2 separate regions of the Mus musculus genome follow, and region 2 is linked to region 1. Evidence: chromatin loops called from intact Hi-C (ENCODE). Cell type or tissue: left cerebral cortex. All regions are shown on one strand. Each heading gives the region's core, and the rest is flanking DNA. Links, peaks and the distances in the headings are about the cores only.

Region 1 (12,369 bases), core at 1,532-9,531:
CCCTTTTCCCCTTTTTTCCCTTCTTTTTTTCCCTTTTTTCCCTTTTTTCCCTTTTTTCCCTTTTTTCCCTTTTTTCCCTTTTCCCTTTTCCCTTCCCTTCCCTTCCCTTCCCTTCCCTTCCCTTCCCTTCCCTTCCCTCAGTAGAATGAGTGTGCTCCACTCACATGAAGTTACTCCCATGCTTCGTGGTGGTGTGTCCTTGGTCTGATATGTTCTACTGCTTCTTCCAAGGCAGTTCTTTCCAAGAACTATATACATAACTCCTCAAATTTAGGTGTCCTATGCTCAACAAAGTCTTCCACAATTCTCCAAGAGGGAATTCATGCTTACATTTTAATCATAACCATATAAGTTTAATCTTCTATAGCATTCTGTGATTGTAGTTTTTATCTAATGCTCACTAACTACAAATCCACTGAGGCAGAAACTGTGTTAGCTTACCACCTCTTCAGGGTCTACTAGAGTGCTTGCCATATTACGGACGCTTAAAAAAATACTTGATTAGTCAACTGGAAACATAAAGTCAGAAATAGGTCTCAACTATCCTTAATTCACAGTAAAGAGTGTGGAATTGAAAGCCATGCATTATTTAAAGGCTGTATCTTGATTAAATGGATTACATTTCTCCTCTATATTTCAAGAGAAAGATCAAATACATCTAGCCTCCATAGTATGACTTACTTTTTTTAATAAAACCCTTTTTAAAGATTATTTATTTTATGTTATGTGAGTACACTGTACTGTCTTCAGACACACCAGAAGAGAGCATTGGACACCGTTACAGATGGTTGTGAGCCACCATGTGGTTGCTGGGAATTGAACTCAAGACATTTTGGAAGAGCAGCCAGTGCTCTTAACTGCTAAGCCATCTCTTCAGTAACAGTATAAGTTACTTTCATAACTATTGATTCATGTGCACTGTTAAAATGAATCACTTTCATTAAGTCCTTGGAATTTTAAAATAATATACAATTTTTTAAAAAGGTATTTCTTTGTTCAGTTTTTTTTTTCTGTTTGTCTGTCTTTCTTTTTTTTTTCTTTCTTATTTTTTGTTTTTGTTTTTTGAGACAGGTTTTCTCTGTGTAGCCCTGGCTGTCCTAGAACTCACTCTGAAGCCCAGGATGGCCTTGAACTCAGAGATCTACCTGCCTCTCCCTCCTGAGGGCTGGGACTAAAGTTTTGCTTTGTTGCAATTTTACTTCATTAAAATCAGTAATTAAAATCAAGTAAACTAGAAAAAACTTTTTCTATAAGTTGACCTACATTATAAAATAGGCCTGATAACCCACAGTGAATGCTTAATAGCATCTCATTTGAAAAAACAAATTTAAAAACAATATTTATTGAGTACAATGCTATACCATTGAAACAGGGAGAGAAAGAAAAGCCTGCATTTTCTACTAATACAGCTTATTGTATTTATAAAAATTAGCCACAGCCAAGCATGCTGCCACACACTTGTCATCCCTGCACATGGGCTAGAAAACAGGCTCCACACTAATACTAAACCACAGCAAAGGCCTAACAGCACCTTACTTGAAGATACATACATTTAAAGATAAAATTTACTCAGGGCTACATAGTAAGTGCTAGAAAAGTCTGAAATCATATCTCAATAAAATCATGTCTTAAAAAAGAAAAATAATCATCTAAAAAAAAGTTTTTACTAAGTAAGGGTGGCTGTCCACTCCCTGATATTATGCATCAGAAATATTATCAAGCGGTAAATTAGTTATGCTTTCTAGAGAAGAAGTTGCAGAAATACTATGTCATTTTAAAATGCATCACACATTGTGAACCATAATTAACTAAATTAAGCTATTATTTTAATATGCTTCTTAAAAATCATTGTTTGAGCATCTACTCATATGAAGCACAATTCATAAAAATGAACACCATTTTAAAATGACTTTTAGGTTAGAGAAGAGAGTAGGGATAGTCTTTACCCAACTAAAATATTCCAGAGAGCTGGTAATGGCTTTCAATATCAATGACATAATCTTCCAAAAATACAACTAATTAAAAAAAATAAAGACAAATTCTTTTTACAGATACAAAATATTACATTAAAATCTAAGAAAAAATGTTTTCCAAATAATAGAAAGGTTATACATGTAAAATTTAAACAACCTTTCTGTTTACACCATTAGAAGCTCTTGGGTTATACAAGAAATCTATATAATCAAGAAGTAACTTCAAATCTTATACTGTTAACATTTTAAAACTTTATAAAATGAAAATAAACCACCTACCTATATTTCCAAGCAGCCCATTACTAACTGTGCTGCTATCAGCTTTCAATGTATTACTGTCCTGATTGATGAATTCAAGACTGTCCTGCAGACTACAGAGGAAAAAACAAACAAACAAACAAACAAACAAATTCCAAATACATTTAATGATAATGCTTCACACATCCCTATGAAATTTCAAGTGTAAAACTTTGAAATATTTGAGGTAAAGGGAATAGGAAGAATAATAGAGGTTGAATATGAACAAAATATAATGGAATGAAAAGATCACTATGAAACCTATCCTTTTATATATTAGCTAAAAACTCTTTAAAGTTAAAACTACTACCATTAAGACTGTAAGTATAAACTATGATGATGAATCTATAATCACCTAAGCTTACAGTTAGTAAGCTGTACCTGAAGGCCATTTACAGCTGATGTACGTTTTTTTTTTTTTTTTAAAGATTTATTTATTATTTTATGTAAGTACACTGTAGCTGTCTTCAGACACACCAGAAGAGGGAGTCAGATCTTGTTACGGATGGTTGTGAGCCACCATGTGGTTGCTGGGATTTGAACTCTGGACCTTCGGAAGAGCAGTCGGGTGCTCTTACCCACTGAGCCATCTCACCAGCCCCTCTGATGTACGTTTTATAAGCGAAGTTTGACAGGAGGAAAGCTCATGCTTACTCATTTGTGTGTTGCTGCTTTACTGCTGTAAGGTCAGCAGTAGGAAACTACAGCATACTATACAGCTCACACATGGAAAAGTAAAAATGTGGCTCTTTTAGAAATAAATTGCTGACACTGACATACAGAACAGACAAGGTTTCCCTCATATTTTGGACTAAAATTATTGTGTTAACATTTGGGGTTGGAAATGGTCAAAGAAGACTTGCGGGTGAGGAAGGGAACAGAAAACGGGAAGGAGAGCAGCAGGAACAGCAATCAAATCATCACACATTAAAAATGGTGTATATTACTTCTTTTATTCTCTTTAAGAAGAGCAAAAGTAAAATTACTGTGCTTTCCATAAACTTTAGGAATTTAGAAAATTTAGGGGAAAAAAGGAGGACTATTTCATTTCTACTACAGTATTAAATTTAAAAAGTTTGGCAAAAATTTTTAAAGTATTCCCAATATTCTTTTAAAAATCTACCTTTTCCTTCCTTCCTAAAAGAAAGGTAAAATTAAGCTACAGATAGTAGAAACCTTTATTAGAGCCTCTCAAAACAGAAGTCTTTCAAAGGCTCAAAAGAATTTCTCTAGAGCAGGTAGGTTCCCTGCTGCTTCCTCACGCACTTAGACTTTGGATTCCTCCAGGATTCAAGCTAGTCAGTGCTCTGACTTGGCACCTGTGGACCCCACTAACCTAACCATGGCCCTAACTCAGCACTTTGTTTACTGGTGCAGAACTAGGGTTCTGCTACATAGTCTGTTAGCCTTAGGAGGCCCAACCTTGTTTCTATGTCACTGTTCTAGTCTAAGCGAGAACAGCTTATAATCTCCCCACAGCTATTCTATATGTGTAGTGTGTGTGTGTGTGTGGGGGGGGATGACTTTGATTTAACAGTGACATGGCTACCCAAGGCCATTCGAGTCTGTGGGGCTCTGCACACTGAAGAATGTAAAGGTGTGAATGGTGATCAGCTCAGAAGAGTAAGACTGAAAAGCAGCATGCCATCTAGGATGGAGATGTGCTCAACATTTTGCTTCTAACAAACCTTCTGGAAAACTACAGAAAAAGAAATCACATCTATATATCCAGTCATATTCAGAAAGGGTGTGTAATCTGGACTCCATAAACTTTCAAACTTGAGCAAGATATAGAGTTGAAATTGTGCTATAATTTAAAAAGATCTTTAATATTTATCTTTGTGTACCTTAAATATCAATCCCCCTGCATCCACAAGCACTTACGTATTGAGACTCCCACAGATACTACTGCCAGTCCGTGCGGTGAAAACTTTGCTAAGCATAAGCTGTGGAGGCGAGCTATGAAAGAACACAGAATGACAGAAGAGATTTAAACTAAATACATGACTTTTAACTTATTGTAAGTTAAAAAAATGTAAGTTGCAGAGATTTCATGACAACATCACAATGGCTGAGATACAGAAGTACTAAGACTATGGACATCATAAGCTGGGATCTGACAAGCTCAGTCTGAGTAAAGAACTAAGAAATCATCTCATTTCCAAAAAACCTGGCCTTCTACAATGAGTACAACATAAGAAAAACTGAACCCCCTCACCGGATCTGATGAATTTTTAAGGTGGATCCTTTGTAGCTCATTGCTACTGAGCCAAACATCATCTCTCCAAGCATATTGGCATCAGAAGAACACCGAGAACCCTGAATAAAATTTAAAATAAAAAATGAAACAAAATAATTAAAAGCCTTATAATGATTTCTAATATTAATTGTCTTTATAACTTTAATTCTACATTATACAAACTGTTCCGTAATTTGTTCTTCATCATGTAATTTCCTAAATTAAACTCAACAGTATCATTAAACAGAAATTTTACTCATTTTTAAAAGTGCATTGGTAGGTATGGTAGTATGTATAATCCTAACAGTGAGAAGACTAAGGCAGGAATATCTCAAGTTTGAACTCAAGTTGGATACTTGGGAAGATTCTGACTCATTTAAGGAAGGAAGAGAGGGAAGGAGGGAGGGAAAGAAGGAGTTGCACAGAATTTGATTACATAAAAGTCCCAGACTTCAGAGCTGGAGAGAAGACTTAATAGTTAATACTACTTGCTGCTCTTGCAGAACACCTGGGCTTGGTTTCCAGAACCCACATGGAAGCTCATGACAACCTGTCACTTCAGTTTCAGGAAATCTCCCTTCTAGGCATATGTGTAGAGTTCATACATAAATCTTGGTAAAACACTCACACACATAAAATAAAAGTAAATAAGTCTTTAAAAAAATAACATACTTCAACAGGTCAGACCAATTACTAAGGAGTATTTAGGTCACTAATAGGATATTGGTACTAAAAATAATTAAAACTTCAAATAAACTTTTTTGTACAATTACTCATGTACAAAAGTGGATGTGCATAGTGCACATGAGCGGGGGTCATATCTTGCACATGTTGGTCCTTTCCATCATGTGGGTCTAGGGATTGAATTTAGGCTGTGAAGCCTGGTGACCAATGCCTTTACCTGCTAAGCCATCTTGCTAATCCAAACTCAACATGTGCATCATGTCTTACCCATATATATATATATATATATATATATATATATATATATATATATATATATAACATTTCTCCAGTAGGTAACAAGGGTAGAGCAGACAGTATAGTTTTTACTACTTCCATTATGGCAAAGAAGCAAACACAAATAGAGCAATTTATAACTATCATGATTTTTTTTAAAAAAGGTCACTTGTAATCTATAGATTTAATGATACTTGTTTACAAACACAGAAAAACATTCTAAAATAATATTTTAAAAAGATCACAAATAGTGAAATTATCCTTGAAAGAAAACAATAAAGCTGAAGTTATCACACAAACAGATTTCAGAATATAATATAAATCTATAGTAAACAAAACAGTATGGGGCCAACAGAAAGATAAACAAATCAATGGAATGGGACCAGAGACCCAGAAATATATCCATACCAACACAGTCAACTGATCTTCAAGATAAGTACTAAGGAAAGTCTCTTTAAGAAATGCTGCTGGGAAGGCTGGATATTCATATGCAAAAAATAAAACCAGACTCTACATAACATGCATAAAAACTACCTCAAGGTGGTTTATAAAAAAAAAAATGACAAAGAAAATGAAGTATATATACATATAGTATACATATAGTGGAATATATTTCAGCCTGAGAGAAACATTTTTGAGTATGCATTATCATAAATAAATCTTTTATATACTTTAAAAGTTATATCATTTTTAAGTATCTTTTGCCTGCATGTACATCTGTGCACCACATAAATGTGTGATACCACTGGAAGCCAGAAGAGGGCATCAGATCCCATGTGATTGGAGTTACAGATAGTTAGTTGTAAGCCAACATTTAAGTGCTGCGAATTAAACCCTGGTCCTCTGGAAGAACAGCAAGTGTTCTTAACAACTGAGGCATCTCTCCAGGCCTCCACAGATGATTCTTAAGGGCAGCAAACTAAATGAAACTAAATGAAACAAGGTCATCATAGAAAGTTAAGTATTGTATACACTTCCACTTCTATGAGGTATCTAAGAAAGTCAAATTCATGGAGCCAAAGAACAGAATTGATAGTCCCCAGGACCTTAGCAAAGGTGAAATGAAACATTACTAATCAATGGGCATTAAGCTCCAGTCAAGAAACTGAAAATAAACTCTTGAGATCTGCTGCACAACATCATATCTATAGTCAAGAACAAACAAAGCATTCTATACTAAAAGTTTAGTTAAGAAAAAGACTTAAGCTAGGTATGATGATCCCAGCACTTAGGAGACAACGAAAAGATTTACTTCAAATATTAGAAATGTCTTTTTTCTTCAAAGAACTTGATATTGTACCCTAATTGCTGCCACCAGAATTATAAAATCACTAAAAAAATCAAATATCCATTTTGTTAGTATTTATGCACCATGGCAAACATCACTAACTACTAATACAAAGTACTCTCTGCTCAATTTAAAAATAAATGTAGCCGGTGGTGCAGGCCTTTACTCCCAGCACTCAGGAGGTAGGGTGGACCATCTCTCTAAGTCTGAAGACTATATAGTCTACATAGAGTTCCAAGCTAGCCGAGGTTATATAGTGAGACCCTGTCTTAAAAATATTATTTATTATTTACGTGTGGTTGTTTGTGGATACATCATGCTATAGCACAAAAGTAGAAGTCCCAGGACAACATTTGGGACTCAATTCTCTCCTTCCACTATGTGGGTCCTGGGAAGGGAACTCAGCTTGAACAGCAAGTACCTGTATTCCCTAAGCTGTGTTAGCAGCCCTCTCTATTTAATTTCTGAAGCCCAGTTTGTTCTAAGACATCAATGTGCCCAACTGAAAGGAATGTTATTTCATACTCTCACTCACTGATGTAAGATGGTCTAGGAGTGGCAATTTTGGAGTAGCAATTTTCAGAACTACTGACTCACATATACTTTAAAGAATTGGTCAATGAAATTCAAATGCAGATCACAAGAAATGGAGTTGCTATTTTTGGGGGGGGGCAACAGAACACATTATATATCTAATGAAATTGAAAGATAAGGGAATTCTGGACTTTTTCTGAGGACATACATCTTCAAGTCAGAAAATCCCATGCATCACATGACTCCAGACTGGTTATGAAAGGAAAACAATTCATAGTCTGTGACTAATCCTCATTTATAGTTCAATTAAGCATTCCATGGAGATAATCTAATAAAAATCATATAATTTGATATTAAAATTCATTGTCTGCCCTATAGTGTCAACTAACCTGAACCCCCGAGAGCTCTCAGAAAGTAAGCCACCAAAAAAAGAGGAAGGGCTGGACAAAGGCCCCAGCACATTATGCAGGAGATGTGCCTAAGAGAGGATATGCCTAATCCTGCAGAGACTTGATGTGTCAGAGTAGGGGGATACACAGGGGGGTGTCCACCTTCTCAGAGGCAAGGTGAGGGGGTGGGAGGAGGGACCCTGTGATGGTTGGACCAGGTTGAGTAGCAGCATTTGGGTTGTAAGTAAATAAATTAATTTTAAAAACCAGTCTGCTATAACATATACCAAATGGTTAACGTGAATATCAGACACTGTTATATATTTTCAGGTAAGACAATCCACAATGAGGTCATAGAATTAACAAAGTGCTGCTATCACTGCTGTCTTTTAGATGCTTTCTTTAAAGGGTCTACTCATTCCAGCTACTCACTCCTGGTAGTAATTCAAAGATAATATTCAAATTCCTAGAGATCATATTTTATCTAATTTATCAAGTATAACTGAATGCTTTTGTTTTTTGTTTTTTAAAAAGTGTACGTTGTGGGATTCTGATACAAAATGAGATTATAATCAATAACTACCTTTTTTATCTACAATCTTTGTACAACTTAACAAATTAGAAAATATCTCATAATTTTCTGTTATATAGGAGCTATATGGCATATTACTGTTGTCAGGTACTTGTTAAGGTGTTATGCCTAACGTAAAGGTAAAACGAGAGGAAGGCAGAGTGTAACTGAGAATTACCTCCTAACATGCAGATCTTAGTCATTTCAGAATCCTTTTACATTATGCCTTACTGATGGCATACAAAGTTAAATTTCTATCCAAGAGCATCATCTCTTATAAACACAATGACCAAGAGTCTATTTAGTACTACTAAATACAAAGTCTGTCTGATTTTCATAACCTTTAGATGACATAAATTCACAGCAGCTGACATGAACTTAGTATGAAACTGAATTGATCTTATTTCATGTAGTAAGCTTATATACAAGTTTCTATGTAGCTACTGATTAATTTAATCTTACATCCTAAAAAAAAATTTTAAATCCAGTTACTTGTAAAAAACAAAGATATGCATTTTATCTTTATAATTACACTTTAATTAATGGGCAAACTGTGTTGATTTATTATTTAATAAAGGGGTACAAAAATAAGATATTCTGGGTATTCAATAAAATATAAAGATGGAGAAAATATCTGCCACCAATACCATAACCTCTGTATTTTCTTATTCTTAAATTCTTAAAACTTACTTGTTTAGTAAATGTATCCATCTCTACAGCTACAATTACGCTTCAGGGAGGTACAGTCAAGTTGCTACTATAAACTGATCCCTAGGAAAGTGATGAAAATAACTTGTAAATGAATAAATCAGTGATCTTACCTGGTATTTGGGACACTGGTCTTTTCCATCAGAAGATAAAGTGATAGAGCTATCCAAAGAGGAAGAACTATCTCCTCCTGGCTTCAGCTGGCAGCACTTCCCAAAGACCTTGACTTGAGCATCATTACAGAGCTTCTAAAACACAGGATACTTCCATTAATAACCCAATACATTCTTTTAGTATATATAAACTTAAAAGCAATATAAAAAAGTTGAAAAAACGATGAGATAATTAAAAATAATGCAACTTTTATATGCTATTTTTCTCTATTTCCTCCAGTAATATTTGGAAGGCAGCTATGCTCACTACTATACCACCAACGCCGCACCTCCAGTACTATTTGGAGTGCATTTTTTCTCACCAATATTATCAAACAACAGGGATTTTCTGTATTATATGGCCAAAATAATATTCATTAATTGTGACTTAGTAATCCATAGTGATTTTCAAATTATTTACTTTCAAAACTTCTTTATACTCATAAATTATTGCAAATGTCAAGGGACTTTGGTTTATGAGTTTTATTTAATCATTATCTTATATTAGAAATTAAAGCTAAGGAAGTTTAAAATGTCTATTTCAATTAAGTATAACAATAACATGTTACAAGTTAACAAACATTACTGTTATGAAAAAAAATTAACCATGTAGTCTATGAGGAAGGAGAAATGTAAAGTAGACTTACATTTTTATTATAGATTCATCTATCTGTTAATCTTTTGTGTATGGAAAAGGCAGCTCTGGGCCTGAGCACAGGGGCGTGTGCATGATAGGCACACATTCTACCACTGGGCTACAAACCCAGTCCCATGTTGAATCTTCTAAAATTAAATGTATTCATGTGAAGAACAGATAAAGAATACATTTTAAATTTAGATAATTATGCTATCAGGTAGAACTAGATGAAAGGCTCACTTTTTTAAAAGATGTATACTTTCACATATATTTGTGTTTTGCTGACATGTATGCTTATACACGATATGTGTGCCTGATGCCCATGAAGCCAAAAGGTGGTGTTAGATTCCCTGGATCTGTAATTAAGGATGCTTGTGAGCTGCTACATAGGTGTTGGGAACAAAACCTTAGTCCTCTGCAAAAGCAACAAGCACTTTCAACTCTGGGCCCATCTTTCCAGCCCCAGGACGCATTTCTTTGACTTCATTCCTTTTCCTCTCTTCTCCATTCCCACTGAACCCTTTGATTGTTGTTCACAACTATCAAAGTTATGGTCCACTTAGTGACACCACTAAAAAATACTTCAATGCTTTATCAGTTTCAAGTATGTTCATTCTACCATGTACAAGACCTCAGATTTCCAGAAGAAGCAATCAGAATAAAACTGCAAATCTCTGGAGTAAGTATTTTATAGTTGCATTATCACCAAAGGCACTTTAAAATAAGGAAGAGAAACTTCCACATCATCTGCAATCAAATGTTTCAAGCAAAAGAGAAAAGGGCTTTAGAGCTTTTGAGTAGATATGATAAGTTCAAATCCTATGAAGAGGTTGTTTGAGGTCTCTAAATCTGTTTTTTAATCTGTGGAACGGGAAGAGAAACCATAATGATACTTGTGACATTTCTAATTATAATAGTCTGGAGAACTAACAAACTTACTGATGTTTGATGTAGCAAACATAATTGAAGTCAAGGACCTCATTAGATATTTTAATTTTTATTATTATATATTTATTATTTTATTTAAATTCTTTTAATGCTGTTTAGTATTGGTATCCTTGCCCATATCTTATTTTTTATTCTCTCATACATTAATTATATCCTGACTGCAGTTCCCCTCCTTCAACTCTTCATAATTCAACCCCCCCAACTTCCCTCTCCCCCAGTTCCACTCATCCTCCATTTCCCTTCAGAAAAGAGCAGGCCTCTGATGGATATCAACTAAACCTGCCCTTGGTTATATATTTTTTGTTTGTTTGCTTGTTTTTTGTTTTTTGGTTTTTTTTTTTTTTTTTTTTTTTGGAGACAGGGTTCTCTGTATCGCCTGGCTGTCCTGGAACTCACTCTGTATACCAGGCTGGCCTCGAACTTAGAAATCCGCCTGCCTCTGCCTCCCAAGTCCTTGGTTATATCTTAATAATCTTATTACTTACTAACAGAATGTTGCCAGTAAAATACAAAAACAGCCAGGAAGGGGTGGCACATGCCTTTAATCCCAGGACTTGGGAGGCAGAGGCAGGTCAGAGACCAGTCAGTCAACCGAACTACTTAAATGTTGTACTGTATCTTAACCATCTTAAGCTGCCCCTACCAAATTTTCTTGTCCCTGTCCACAGATTTCTCTAAGAAGATCTGACTCATTTTGGTGAATAAAAGAACTTAGAAAAAAATCACTTAGATGCTAGATATGTTTACTATATTGGATTCTCCCTACATTCTCTAAATGGACAGAGCTTGAAAGTACATGTGTGTGTATACATGTAGATACATAAGCATAGTTTTATAGACATTTGGTGGGTTTATTTATATTTGTGGGTTTAAAATACACACAGACACACACATACACATAGACCAGAAAAATAGCTGGAGCTGGAAATAAATCATTCTGAGTAAGGTAACTCAGAAAGAAAAAACATCATTTTTTTGTCTCTCATTTGTAGATTTAAGCTTTGAATATTCATTTGGAATATCCACAAAGGCCAGGAAATTGCTAAGGGACCACAGGAAAGGGCTGTCAAGGAAGGGGAGACAGAACACAATGGCATAAAATGTTTAAGTGAATAATAGAACAGAAAGGGTTAAACTGGGGTCAGGAAGTGGAGGGTAAGATAGAAGAGGGAGTATGGGGAGGGATAAGGAACACTAAAGGCTTTTCAAAAAAGACATGTGGAAACCTACTATTGTAGAAGTTTACACACACACACACACACACACACACACACACACACACACACACACACAGAAAAATGCTTAAACAAGGCAACACTGCCCCTAACTAGACACCAGAAGAAGCTTATATAAAAACCCATCGCCAGGTATGGGTTTGTCCTTTTGGAGTTGTTTTCAGTGAGGTTCCAGAGGTCTTCAAACATTACTGGCTATTGCCACTGGTCTTGATTATATTCTAGAACTTTACATAAGATCCTACTGCTGAAAACTGAAGTAGAAGTTTCTGGTTGCTTCATGTGATCCAGATTCACATGTTTTGTTGAGGCAAGACCTGTGGGAGGACACGTGATATTTGGATAGAGTAAATGGGACTCAATGGACAGTGATGGGGCACTTGCATAGCTAGCTGTGCAACTCTTCATTGGTCTCTCCTGGCATTCCGTCTGGTCCTG
Region 2 (12,369 bases), core at 2,132-10,131, 120 kb after region 1:
CACCCTCGGCCATCTATCAAGCTGAAGTTCAGTTTGGGACACCCCCATCTTAAATAAATAATCAAGCAGCAACGAGGGTGGGGTGGGTGGGAAAGTGAGTGGGGGAGGGTTACACAGGCACAGTCATCAAGAACAAAACCAGGATTGAAGAAGCAGGATCTACAAAGGGACAACTAATGGCTTCTCATTGGTACATAACGAAGTCAAGTGTGGTAGGGATGAAGCTGAAGGCATAGACAGGCCAGTGTGGAGAAGGTGGAATTTTATTCCAAGTGCAAGAGGAAAGGGCTGGAGATTTCTAAGTAAAGCAGACACATACGTGCTATAGAAAGAAATCTTCGGGAGAAACTGGAAGTTGGCTTCGGGGGGAGTTAAGAATAGAAGCATATGTCCCGCTCATCGGAGACAAGCCAGCACTCATAGAGCGGAAGCAGGCACAGAGATAGGTGAGCAGGTCAGAATGAATCGGAGGCACAGTGACAGATGTAATGTGGAGGGAGGCTGCTGTGAGGACTCCAGTGCCTGCTTTAGATGGCTGCCTAGGGATGATGTAATTTTTACAAAGAATGCAAAGGGAAATGAGGGGGAGCATAATGAATTAAATCAATATCCTACTGTAGACATTTTTTTTTTTTTGAGACAGGATCTCATGTAGCTCAGACAGGCCTTACTCACCATGGAGCTGTGCATGACCTAAAACGTAGGAGCTCCCTTCCTCTCTCCTCCATGCTGGGACGACAGGCATACATCACCATACCTGGTTTGTGCAGCAGGAGGAGGGAGGATAGAACCCAGGGTTCCGTGTATCCCAGGCAAGTACTCTACCAACTGAGCTGCATCCCTAGCCTGAGCCATGAGCTTTTGTGGACTCCTTTAGAGAGAGGCATGGTGGGAGCTGATCTAGCATTCTCATTGCTGCCTTCTGTGTGGCAGAGCCCAGGCTCCTCAGACAAAGTCTTTTTGCGAGGTGGACTGTGTACAAGAAAGGATGGAGGGATGGTCTAGGAGTGTCTCATAGGACTTCTGTCATGTGCGGTTCCAAAAGGAAGACTTCCAGGCAGTTGTCTGAGAACGTTACATCTGAGTCAGGGCTGAACACGTTAATGGTGTGATCTTTAAGAAGTTGTATCCTAACTAGGGCCAAATCAAGTGATCTCTGCAGAGGTAATGCACTTATTAAAGAGTTCTAACACGTATTTTAAAAATCACATCAAAGTGTGTGTGTTAAAATACACAGAGAACCAGGTATAGTTTAGGGTAACTAATGTTCATTGAGCACCTACAGGGTGTACTATGTTTTACACCAGGGATACAAGGAGAAACAAGTAGCGCTTACTCACATGGAACCTACAATCCAACGAGAGGTGTTAGTATTTGGCAGACCTGTGCAGGGATGAGCGCCGGGGGGGGGGGACTACAGCTGCTCCTCCAATCTCCCTGCCCCACTTCCCCCGTGCTAACAGAAACCTGACTTAGTTGGGCCCAGAATCCGTACCATGACTGTCCTGTTCTCTGATTTCTCAGCTCTGCTTTGCAGCTAGAGGACAGCCATAAGATCCATATCTGGTTACTAGTCTAGAAAAAAATTCTTCCCTAATTAAAAAGTTCAAGCACAGCTACTTCTATTTCCTCTCCCCTTTCTTCCTTGAATGTGAGCAATGTTGAGAGTTACTGCAGCCACCTCACCACCATGGATTGAAAAGCCAACACACTAAGGGTTGAGAGAAGTGGAGAGACAGGAAAAGTCCGTGTCTTTGAGGACCTGTACCTACCTGGGATCATCCATCTTTCCACTTATGCAAAGAAGGAAAACCCAATAGACTGGGAGTGGGGTTTTTCTGTGTGAGTTGGCATTTCTTTCTGATACACCACAGACCCTAGGCTTGGCAGAGTTTGCGCTGTGTTTCCTTATTATGTTTCTCTTCATTGCTGTGACCAAAATACCTGACAGAATCAGTTTAAAGGGAGACCAATATCTCTGGCTCATGGTTTCAGAGGGATTGAGTTCCTCATGGCAGGGAGGCCGACACAATGGCTCCATCAGTGGCAATGGGAGGGAGGCTGCAACTTGTTCACATGGTGGTGGATGGAAAGCAGAGAGATTAGAACAAGAGGGGTTTGCTCAAAGACTTCTGGGACCTGCTTCCTTCAGTCAGGTCTCACTTCTTAAAAGATCCGTGACTTTTTCAAGATAGTGCTACAGGTTGGAAACTGAGAGCTCAAAACATGATCCTGTGAGAGACAAGGTTCTTTAAATAGGTATATGTGAGCTGAACGGTGGAGAGTAAGCGTTAAGTTAGCCAGCTGTAGACAGCCAGGGACAGGGTGGAGTGGTCCTATTGGAAGCGTGTGCTCAGGCAGAGGCAGTGATGTTCAAATCTCTGCAGCCTGTTACAGATGTGATACATGTGACATAGAAGAGGATGGGTCTGGAAAGAATGGCCATATTGGAAAGAGCAGTATACATTGCTAGCAAGTTTGGACATGACTCTCGACATGGAAAATTAAGCCCGAATGGCTCTTTGGAAAGATGACTCTTAAGATGGATCAAGGGGCTAGGAAGATGTCTCTGATATTAACAGTACAGCATCCTAGCAGGTGGCTATTTAGAGGTGACAAAGAATTCTTTGCTCAAAAACTCCATTATATCCACTGAATTTTTTTTACATACACAACCCCCCCAAAAAAACCTTAAGACAAAAAAATTGTCTAATTTTCAGTGTATTAAAAAAGGAGTCTTATTGTTCATTTATGTCCATGAAACTGGCTTTCCAAATTTATCCATCCGTCCATTTGTCTGTCCATCCATTCATCTATCTATTTATCTATCTATTTTATGTGCATGGGTGTTTTGCTTGCATGTATGTCTGTGCGATATGTGCATGCAGTGCCTGTGGAGACCAGAAGAGGGCATCATATTTTTTGAAACTGGAGTTACAGACAGTTGTGAGCCTCCATGCAGGTGCTGGGAATCAAAACCAGGTTCTCTGGAAGAATAACAACTTTTCTTAACCACTAAGCCACCTTTCCAAGTCCATTTGTATGTATGTACATACGTATGTATGTATGTATGCATGCATGTATCTATGTACATACATATGGATGAATATAAGTAGTTTTGAGACAGGTATCTCTCATTGTGCATCACTAGTTGACCTGCAACTCACTATGTAGACTCACAGGGAATCCACCTGCCTCTGTCTCCTGAGTTTACTACCATGCCTGGGTCTTTCCAACTTTTAATAAATTTTATAGAAGAAATAGAAAGAGAATGCCTGACATTAGCTTAGACTTCTATATTGAAACTTGTCATTGAAATGAGATTTATAGAACTTTCATTAAAAAAAAAAAAAAGATAGCATTTAAACATTGCATTGGAAAGTAAGACCTCCAAAGCCTCCAGTTATGTTATTTCACAAGACCATGAACTTTCCAGGGGCTGGAGAGATAGTTCCTTGGTTAAGAGCATTGGCTCCTTTTCCAGAGAACCCGGGTTCCATGACCAGTACCCACTTGGAAGCTCATAACCATCTGCAATTTCATACCCAGAGGATCTGACGCCCTCTGCTGACCTCCAAGGGAACTGCACATACGTGGTACATGGACATATTCAGGCAAAACACCCATACCCATAAAATAAAGAAATGTAAAAACTCAGAAACTTAAAAAAGCAACAACAAAAACAAACTTTTGTATTCTGAAGATTTTCAAAGGTATTGACTCGAGTTTGCTTGTAGATAATAAACAAAATAAATAAATAAATCATTTAAGATGAAAGATGGAAAGAAAGATAAGCATATCCATGAATCAGGGAAATGATAAAAGCATCTCTAAACTGATTCCACAAGTATCCATTTCAATGAGAAGCAACACAATATGACTAAGGAGAAGGTTACTGGTTAGAAGCTGAAAAATCTACATGTCAAACTTCATTCTGTATTGTCTATGCAAATTAGTGAGCCATTCAAATATCAAGAACATTATTAATTCACAATTAAATGTGCTCAAGTATATGCTAGTCATCTACTTGTTACTAGGACAGTTTAAGTGTATCCTATTTATTTATTTATTTATTAATCTACTCATTTAGATATGCATCTTCTAAAGATCTCTGTCAATTACTAATGGCTGACCTATTTCTTAGAATTGCATGTTTCTGGAATTTATGCCACAGTAAATCCATTTTTGTTTTCTAACTCAAAGTTTAGTACAAGCAACCCAGCCCGGTAACCCTGAACTCCTAAAGTTTATACAGGATAACGTAAACGCTGGATGTAGTTAGGTCATTCTTCATGTGTTTAGAGCTAATCCTTCAAGGCTGGACAGGTGGCTCAGCAGGTAAGAGCACTTACTGCTCTTGCAGAGGACAGTGGCTTGGTTCCCAGCACCTCACAACCATTCTGGGGATGTGGGGTCATCTTCTGGCCTCTGAGGGCAGCATACATTCACGTAGTGCACTTAAATACATGCAGGCGAGCCACCTGTAAAAATAGGGCTAATCCTTAATAGCTTCCCCCTCTCCCTTGAGACAAAAATCTCACTACACAGCCCTGGGTTGGCCCTGAGTCTCTGCTCCTCCTCCTGTCTTAGCCTCCCCAGAGAGGGGATGGCAAGTGCGGGCCACTATCATTGGTTGATGGTTTTTGTGCGGGCCACTATCATTGGTTGATGGTTTTTGTGCGGGCCACTATCATTGGTTGATGGTTTTTTTTTGTGCGGGCCACTATCATTGGTTGATGATTTTTGTGCGGGCTACTATCATTGGTTGATGGTTTTGGGGTTTGTTTGCTTTGTTTGTTCGCTTGAGACGAGGTCTTAGAGCCTCAGTTGGTCTGGAGCTTGCTTTGTAGTTGGGACAGCTTTGAATTTCTGATCTCTCTACATCTACTTTCCTCGCGCTGGGGTTATATACACTGCCTCCATGCCTAGTGGACGTGGTGCTGGGTGTCAAATCCAGGGCTACATTCTCGGCAACGACTTGCCAGTTAAACCACACCCCCAGCCTCTGGCCACTTAATTTTGAAAAGGGAAAAGACCAAGGCAAACATGGACTGTGGATCAATTGGGGCAACCTCTGTGAGGGACAGCCTGTGTCCGGAGTGCACCTTCCTCTGGACAGGAGTCCTGCCATTCGTCAGCAGAGGCTCCGTGTGTGTGTGTGTGTGTGTGTGTGTGTGTGTGTGTGTGTGTGTGTGTGTGTCTTGGGGTGGCATAAAGCAATGAGGACAGAATGACAGAGAAGACCAAGAGGTGACAACTTTGGCAATGACACCGAAGACCTCTGGGATGCCACATGACTTTCCTGCATCTGAGGTTACCATGGTGAGGGCAGATTATTAGAGCAGAAACTACACAGGCACAGGGAAACTCAAGGACTCTCTTTCCTCATTAGTGTTCTAACCAAAGGCAATGGAGAACACTGCGATTTTAAGGTTCCTAAAATAATCTTAAGGAAATAAATGTCACACACACACACACACACACACACACACACACACACACACACACACATTCTCTCTCCCCTCTCTCTCTTCCTCCCTCCCTCCTCCCCGCCCCCAATTTCATTTTAGTTTTTAATCTGTGTCCCGTGTAGGTTATACATCTCAGCACCAACAGATGGCGTACAGAGCTTGGGAATTCACAAGGATGTCACCAGGTGCAGCCCCAGCTGGTCCTTCAAATTGCCCCAGGATACAGGGTCTGGAACCACTCAGGGGTAGCCCCTGAACCACATGACCACATGTGATCCAGCCACACAGATCCCCATTAAGGACAGACCACACAATACGTTCTACCACATTTGGAAATTGAAATAACCATAGCGGCAAATATGGACCTTCTACTCTGAAAAGTACCAATTAGCCACCGTGCTTTGGAGTCGAGCTTTAGCCAGCCTGAAACACTTAACTGACAAGCAAAAGTTGGTTTCTCAAATTGGTTAGATTTAAACATCTGTTCCAAGAGGAAAACAATCTTAAACACTTAAAACCGTAGCTGGATATGGTAGTTAGCTCACACCTGTAATCCTAACATTTGGGAGGCTGTGACAGGAGAATTGCAGCAAGTTCAAGACCAGCCTGGGCTACATAAGAAGTAGCAGGCCAGCCTGCTCTGACCTGAAACCACTATAGCATGAGACCCTGTCCAAAGCCAAGCAACACAACAATAAAAAAAGAAACCTTTGTGCATAAACATATTTTGATTCAGATTAAACATAAGAATTTTACACTTAAAAACAACTTTAAAATTAGTTGTAGGCTATCATCAAAACTGCATTTAAAATTTAAAACTTCTTATAAGCCTTGCAGATCCCTCATACTATATTTTTTGGGCGATTTTGATAGAAAACATGTTTGTTTGTTTGTTTGTTTGTTTTTTAGACAGGGTCTCTCTACAGAGCCCTTGCTGTTCTGGAACTATGTAGATCAGGATTGCTTTGAATTCAAAGAGTCGCCTCCCACATGCTGGGATTAAAGACATGTGTCACCAAACCCTTTGAAAAAGCAGTTATTGAAAAAAAATTTTGTTTACCCCCCCTCTTTTTTTCTTTCTTTCTGTGTGTGTATGTGTGTAAACAAGCATTCGTGCAGAACACACATGCATGTACAAATACACACATACATGTGTGGAGTTCAGAGGTCAACTTTCAGGAGTTGGTCCTCTTCTCCCATTATATGGGGCACAGGAACTGAACTCAGGTCATCTGGTGTGACAGCAGGCACCATTACTTGCTGATCTATGTTGCTGTCCCCAGAGAACAATTATGGATGCTGATAAAAGACAATTATCTCAAAGTCCAAAGGATAAAATTTTTATTAGCGTGTTACTATTTTCTACTTGGAACCTTCCTCTCTTTGGCTTTTACTTAAGAGTACAGATGCTAGCAGGGAGGTGGACTGAGCATGCTCAGTCCTGAGCCCAGCTACAGAGAGTCTCAGAGGAACTGAGTGTCCTTTGTTTGCAGGGGCTTTGTTTCTTTCTCCTTTGCAGAAAGGCCACTGGGCTGATAGTGTCCTCTTAGCAAGTAAGCTTGCCTGCAGCTGCTAAGACAGCAGTGCCCATAAAAGTAAAAATAAGGTAGGGTGCTTGGGAGCCTGACCGGCCCACATGATCTCTCGGGGACAGCAAGGCTTCTATTTCGGCCTTATGATCGCCTGCGGTTGTAAGGGCAACGAGCAACAGCCTTACTTACTTGTCCAGCGACCTCATTTAGCTCAGGAGCGGGAGGTGTCAGTTGGCTCACAACAGCCCTTCAGGGGGTCTTTGTGTGTGTAGCCTTCTGGTTGGCCACATACCAGGCAGGGAAAGAGGCCAGGTCAGGGTCAACATGCTTCTATGTAACATGGGGGCGGGGGGTGGGTGGGTGAGAAAGGTCAGTTACCTGTTCAAAAGAATGCAGTCCGCTTTCTTTCCCCAGCATCACCATGTCATCCAGAATGGCTTTCTTCAATTCCTGAATTGAACCATGTAAGTGAAACAATAACACATTTCAAATCAGGGAGGGGGGGCGGTGCAGATAGAGGGAACAAAGTTTTGAATTAAGGTCAACCAGTGAGAGAGACACATAGGTCTCTTCTCTATTGAGGGTAACCTGGTGCCATGCCAATCTATACCTCTCTCCGGGAGAGAAAGGGAGGCAAATGGCCCAAGAGGTCACTGTGGGTGGGTTAGGGCATGCTTTGTTTAAAGTGGTCTGTTGGTCAGCGTGGAAGTGCTGTCACTCCTATGCAAGCTTGGGCTCAGGGCAGGGAGAGTAGAACCAGAGATGCCAGCCTGCATCTGCTGCTGAAACACAGAACAGCAACTCTCCCTAGATGTCAAGACAATTCCATGATGGAGCGGTGGGTGCTTTAATCGGAAAGAGCTGTGTACTGTTTCCATCTTATCTATACCTGTTAACCCAGTACACATGAGATCCACCTTTCCTTGGCAAGGGGCAGAGAGCCTGTGTTCACATCTGACTCTGCCATGAACCAGCTGTGTGGTCTGGGACAAATCACCTCCTCTTAGACAGCTCCCTTCCAAGCTATGGGGCAGTGGGGTTAGATAAACTTTGTGTGATGGCTCCTGGTCCCAAGAACCAAATGTTTTACTCTGTTTTTGTTTGTTTGTTTGTTTGTTTTTTGTTTTTAAAGAAAGCAGGGAGGTCTTCAATAACCACAAAAGGGCAAATCTCTGCTTTGGGGTTCCTACAATGTTTAAAGTAATACCAGACACATCTTATGCATTTAGATTTCACGGTCGTCAGCTTTTCTGTCCTCTTGTTAGGTGACTTATAAAATGCTCAGCAGCCTGTCGGGAGCCACCTTGGGGTACAGACCTTTTTCATGCAGAGTTCCTGATAGGTCCCTTCGATTCCTTTCTTCTGAGCCCAGGAAGGCATGACTTCAGGGTCAGGCACGACAATGCCAACCAAAAAGGCCTACAAAGCCCACCAGAAAAGCACAGTCATGATAAAGGCTTTTAGAGCTCTCATTTGTGGTCCAGCAGTAAAAATAATCTCTCGGCATTCTCAGACTCCACCCTTTCCTAAAAATAAGTCTACAGTTATGAAACATTTGTTCAGAGGTTATAAAACACTTCCACTAATGTGCTACATGGTCCTGACTGATCACGTCTGACATGGGCCTGATCAGTGGTTAAGTATTTGATTAGCTTGCCTGAGGCCCTGAGTTCGAGCTCCAGTTCCAAAAACCAAAAATTAAATACACTCCTACACACACACACACACACATGCACACTACTGATATAACCCCAGATTTTCATGCCAACCTCAGATCTGCACGTCTTGGAGGGTGCTAATCTAACTTGATTGATCCCAATTCTGTGAGCCCAAACATTTCCCAGAACTTCCAAACGACTTCCAATTTATTCATGAAGAACTGTTTTAAAGTTTTTGGTTATTTTCTTTAAAAGTGATTTAAGGTTTAATTATATAAACAAATATGCACAGGATAGAATAGAGTCAGTAATTCTGATACCATAGGATATCTTTTTGGTTTTTCTGACCGTGACCTAAATGATATTGACAGCAAATGTTTTAATACTGATAAGCAATATTATCATCAGTAACATTCCTTGCATTACTATATTAATTTACCTGCACAATTGATTTGCATATTAAAATTGAAACAACAGTGCTTATAGGGTGGGGTATCTCAGTGGTCTCAGTGGGAGAGTGCCTGCTTAGCATGCAGTAAGGCTCTGAGTTCAACCCACAGTAACACAGACACACACACACACACACACACACACACACACACACACACACACAATCAGGAAAGCAAAAATACTGAATTTTTACTTAATATCTTTTTTTCAAGAAAACCCTCCTTGGAAGTTAGTGGCATACAACTAAAAGTTAGTGGAAATGTCTATTTTTTGTCTTCAAGAAACTTGCTTGTCCTAACTGCAATTAACCAAATCCTAAGTAATTAAGATTTCTTCTGTGCTTTTGCTTTGAGGCCATGGCTGCACTCAAACTCAGGATCCTTTTGCCTCTGCATGCATCACCGTGCCTGGTTTTATGTGGTGCTGGGCACCCAGGACTTCCTGTTTGCCAGGCAAGTGCTCTGCTCAGTGAGCTAGATTCCCAAGCCCCATAATTTCTCACTTAGAAAGGATTTTTTCCTCTTGACTAGAAATGTATGGGTGAGTCCTGGTAGTTGACTAGAAATCAAAACGCAATCTGGAGGTTCTGGAGGGCCGGTATGCGCAGGAGCACTGGAGCAGCGGTGCTCACCTTTAAGCTGTCCCCGTGGACGTAGATTTGTGCCACAGGCTCACTCCGGATGTAGATGTTCTCGATCTTCTCTGGCGCAACATATTCCCCCTGAGCAAGTTTAAATATGTGCTTTTTCCGATCAATGATTTTGAGTGTTCCCTCCTGTGGAGTGGAACAGACAGCTTCCTAAGACAGCGCTCCTACTTCCAAGCTGGAGCCGCCCCTCCTCGGTGCAGACTTACCCTGCACACCCCACACCCCAGAGATGTTCTGCTCTTTGTCTATAGAGATGTTGCATGGGGCTTGATGGAGCCATCGCCCACCACAGGTAAGTGACATGCCAGTTCTGCTGGGCCCTGAGCATCCACCATCCCTTCTTCTGTTTGGGCCTTACCTGGCCTTCCTACTTCCCCAGCCACCCCCGCCCCGCCCCGCCCCGCCCCGCCCCGCCCCGCACCCCCCCCCCCCAAAGCAGACATTCAGTGCCTGTGCTCAGATCCATGTCCATCCCACCAGGGCTCCTCTTGCCCAGGCCCATGCTCCAGCTGCATCTCTTCCTCACCAACATCTCCAGATCTACTCTCTTTGACCTCACTAGAGTCCTTTGCCCCAGCTACGGCCTCAGACCCAGAGTGCCCTTGCCGTCTCCTGGTTGAAAGCAGGGTCCTCAGAGAGCCGGTGCTTCCACCCAGCCATTAGATCATCTCCCCAGCACCCACTGGCAGGGAGGATAGGGAATGGGTGCCGGTGCTAGTGGCCTCCAGGACTCTATTCACCTCACTGACCCTAGGACCTTTTTGAGTTTCTGGGGTGATGAAGTGACACATAAGTCATGAATGTCGTACTTTCATTATCTCTGGGAACAGTATACCAGGGATAGACATTTGTATGTGCTTACATTGCTGGCTAGATCTCTTCATGGGCGCCCAGACTTCATCGTGGTCAGTGACTCCTATCAGGCTGTGAAAATCTGTCTACCCAGGATATGGCTTCTCCTCTCCTCTCCTCTCCTCTCCTCTCCTCTCCTCTCCTCTCCTCTCCTCTCCTCTCCTCTCCTCTCCTCTCCTCTCCTCTCCTCTCCTCTCCTCTCCTCTCCTCTCCTCTCCTCTCCTCTCCTCTCCTCTCCTCTCCTCTCCTCTTCTCTCTCTCTCTCTCTCTCTCTCTCTCTCTCTCTCTCTCTCTCTCTAGGCCCATCAATCCTCACTTGTAGACTCCCTCACCCTCACCTCTTTTTCCTCCCCCCATGGAAACCTACATTCTGAGCAGACAGACCCTCCATGCCCACATCAACTCTTTGTTCCTCCAGGGCCAGAGCAATCTCTCCAGGAAAGGAAAAGAAAGCGGGTCTGTTTCTCTCAGCACTAGGGCTGGATCCCCTATGCTTCCCCTACACTAGCTTCTTTGGTCTTCATAGCCACAGCTGGCTGTTGTCACCTCTGCTTCTCTAGAAAGCAAATGAGGGTTCCTTAACTGATCCTCATTAGTCAGGAATTAGTTAACTCCTTCAGAAGCCACAGGACTAGGAAACAGAGGACGCAGGGTTGAGACCCAGGGCTTGCTGGATTAGAGGACTTCTGTTTTATCTATTACTATGAAATAATAAAAATTTAAAGCACAAATCTTCCTTAAACATAATCACTGCACATGGTCTTCTAGAAAATAGGACAAAAAAAAAAATAGGACATTACCCATCTGCTCATTCAAATAAGCTCATGCCAAGACCAGAGTCATCTTAGAGTAAAAATTACAGACTGATTTTGTTTGTGGATAAAAACAAAAAGGCACAACACATGGTTAGGCGAACAGTATGCAAGAAAGTCACATTGGAGCCACGATGAACTGAAACCACGAATGCACCATTAGCCTGACAGAAGAGACACAGAAAGAATAAACACTCATTTCAAATGGAAGGAAAATGTCAATGAAGATTAAGCCCTTATTTAGGAATGATGATAACTTTGGATTCTGACTCCATGGCTACTGGCTGCTGTTTGAGCACTCCAGCTGCTTCTCAGGAGTCTAGTCACTCACTTCCTGCCATGCCCTGAAATGGTGGCGGCTTCATTCAGGCTCAGTGCCTCAGATTTGAGTGTTTATTGTTCTGAGACATGTATAGTATTTCTTTATGAAGACACATATAGTAGCTTCTTTATGGAAAAAAAAATAGGAGCCAGGCATTATGGCACACGTCTATAATCCCAACAGTTGGGAGGTTGAGTTAGGAGGATGGCAGCACATTTGAGCTCAGCCAGGGCTATACACAGGGCTAAACAGAAAGACCTCTCAAGAACCCTATCCTCTTCCTCCTCCTCCTCCTCCTCCTCCTCCTCATCATCATCATCATCACCACCACCACCACCACCACCAATACATAAAAGCAAAAAATGATAAAATTGATTGCAGGGCCTCGAGTCTCAATTGTCCTTGGCTTATGGGACAACCTTCCCTCCAAGGGTGTCCATGTCCCACAGGCCTCTCCAGCCCCTCTCCTACACATCTGTGGGCCTTCCGTTGGAGCTGACTGTCTACTGATCCTGGCCTGACTGTCTCTTCCAGTCTCTCTTACCCTCTTGGCCTAAGAGAGAGAGACCCAGTGAGTGCCTGCTCTCTACTTCTTCCCTCAACCCTACTCACGCCAGAAATTA

The links. Hi-C counts contacts between places; a loop is a spot of excess contacts. Peaks named below come from ENCODE experiments on the same cell type or tissue, not always from the same donor. Only the 100,000 strongest peaks of a DNase experiment are listed, where the experiment ranks them.
Region 2: it touches region 1 in a loop (3-fold over the local background); 11 of 42 quality-filtered maps call a loop at or near these places.

What each region holds. Positions count from the first base shown.
Region 1 is chr11:54,472,470-54,484,838 of GRCm38, reverse strand. Fnip1 (folliculin interacting protein 1) reads right to left here. Exons shown (of 18, transcript NM_173753.4): 3 at 9,073-9,207; 4 at 4,489-4,589; 5 at 4,155-4,229; 6 at 2,253-2,344. Among named protein-coding and RNA genes, the nearest start is that of Fnip1, 40 kb to the right of the region's middle. In left cerebral cortex, for the core only: a CTCF peak has its summit at 6,204 (motif pointing right); DNase peaks (open chromatin) are centred at 4,201 and 6,249.
Region 2 is chr11:54,348,075-54,360,443 of GRCm38, reverse strand. Acsl6 (acyl-CoA synthetase long-chain family member 6) reads right to left here. Exons shown (of 21, transcript NM_001033598.1): 18 at 9,743-9,886; 19 at 8,321-8,422; 20 at 7,382-7,453. Among named protein-coding and RNA genes, the nearest start is that of Gm12224, 9.0 kb to the right of the region's middle. In left cerebral cortex, for the core only: CTCF peaks have their summits at 2,897 (motif pointing right), 3,581 (motif pointing left) and 5,632; DNase peaks (open chromatin) are centred at 5,643, 6,997, 8,475 and 9,925; H3K27ac peaks cover 768 bases.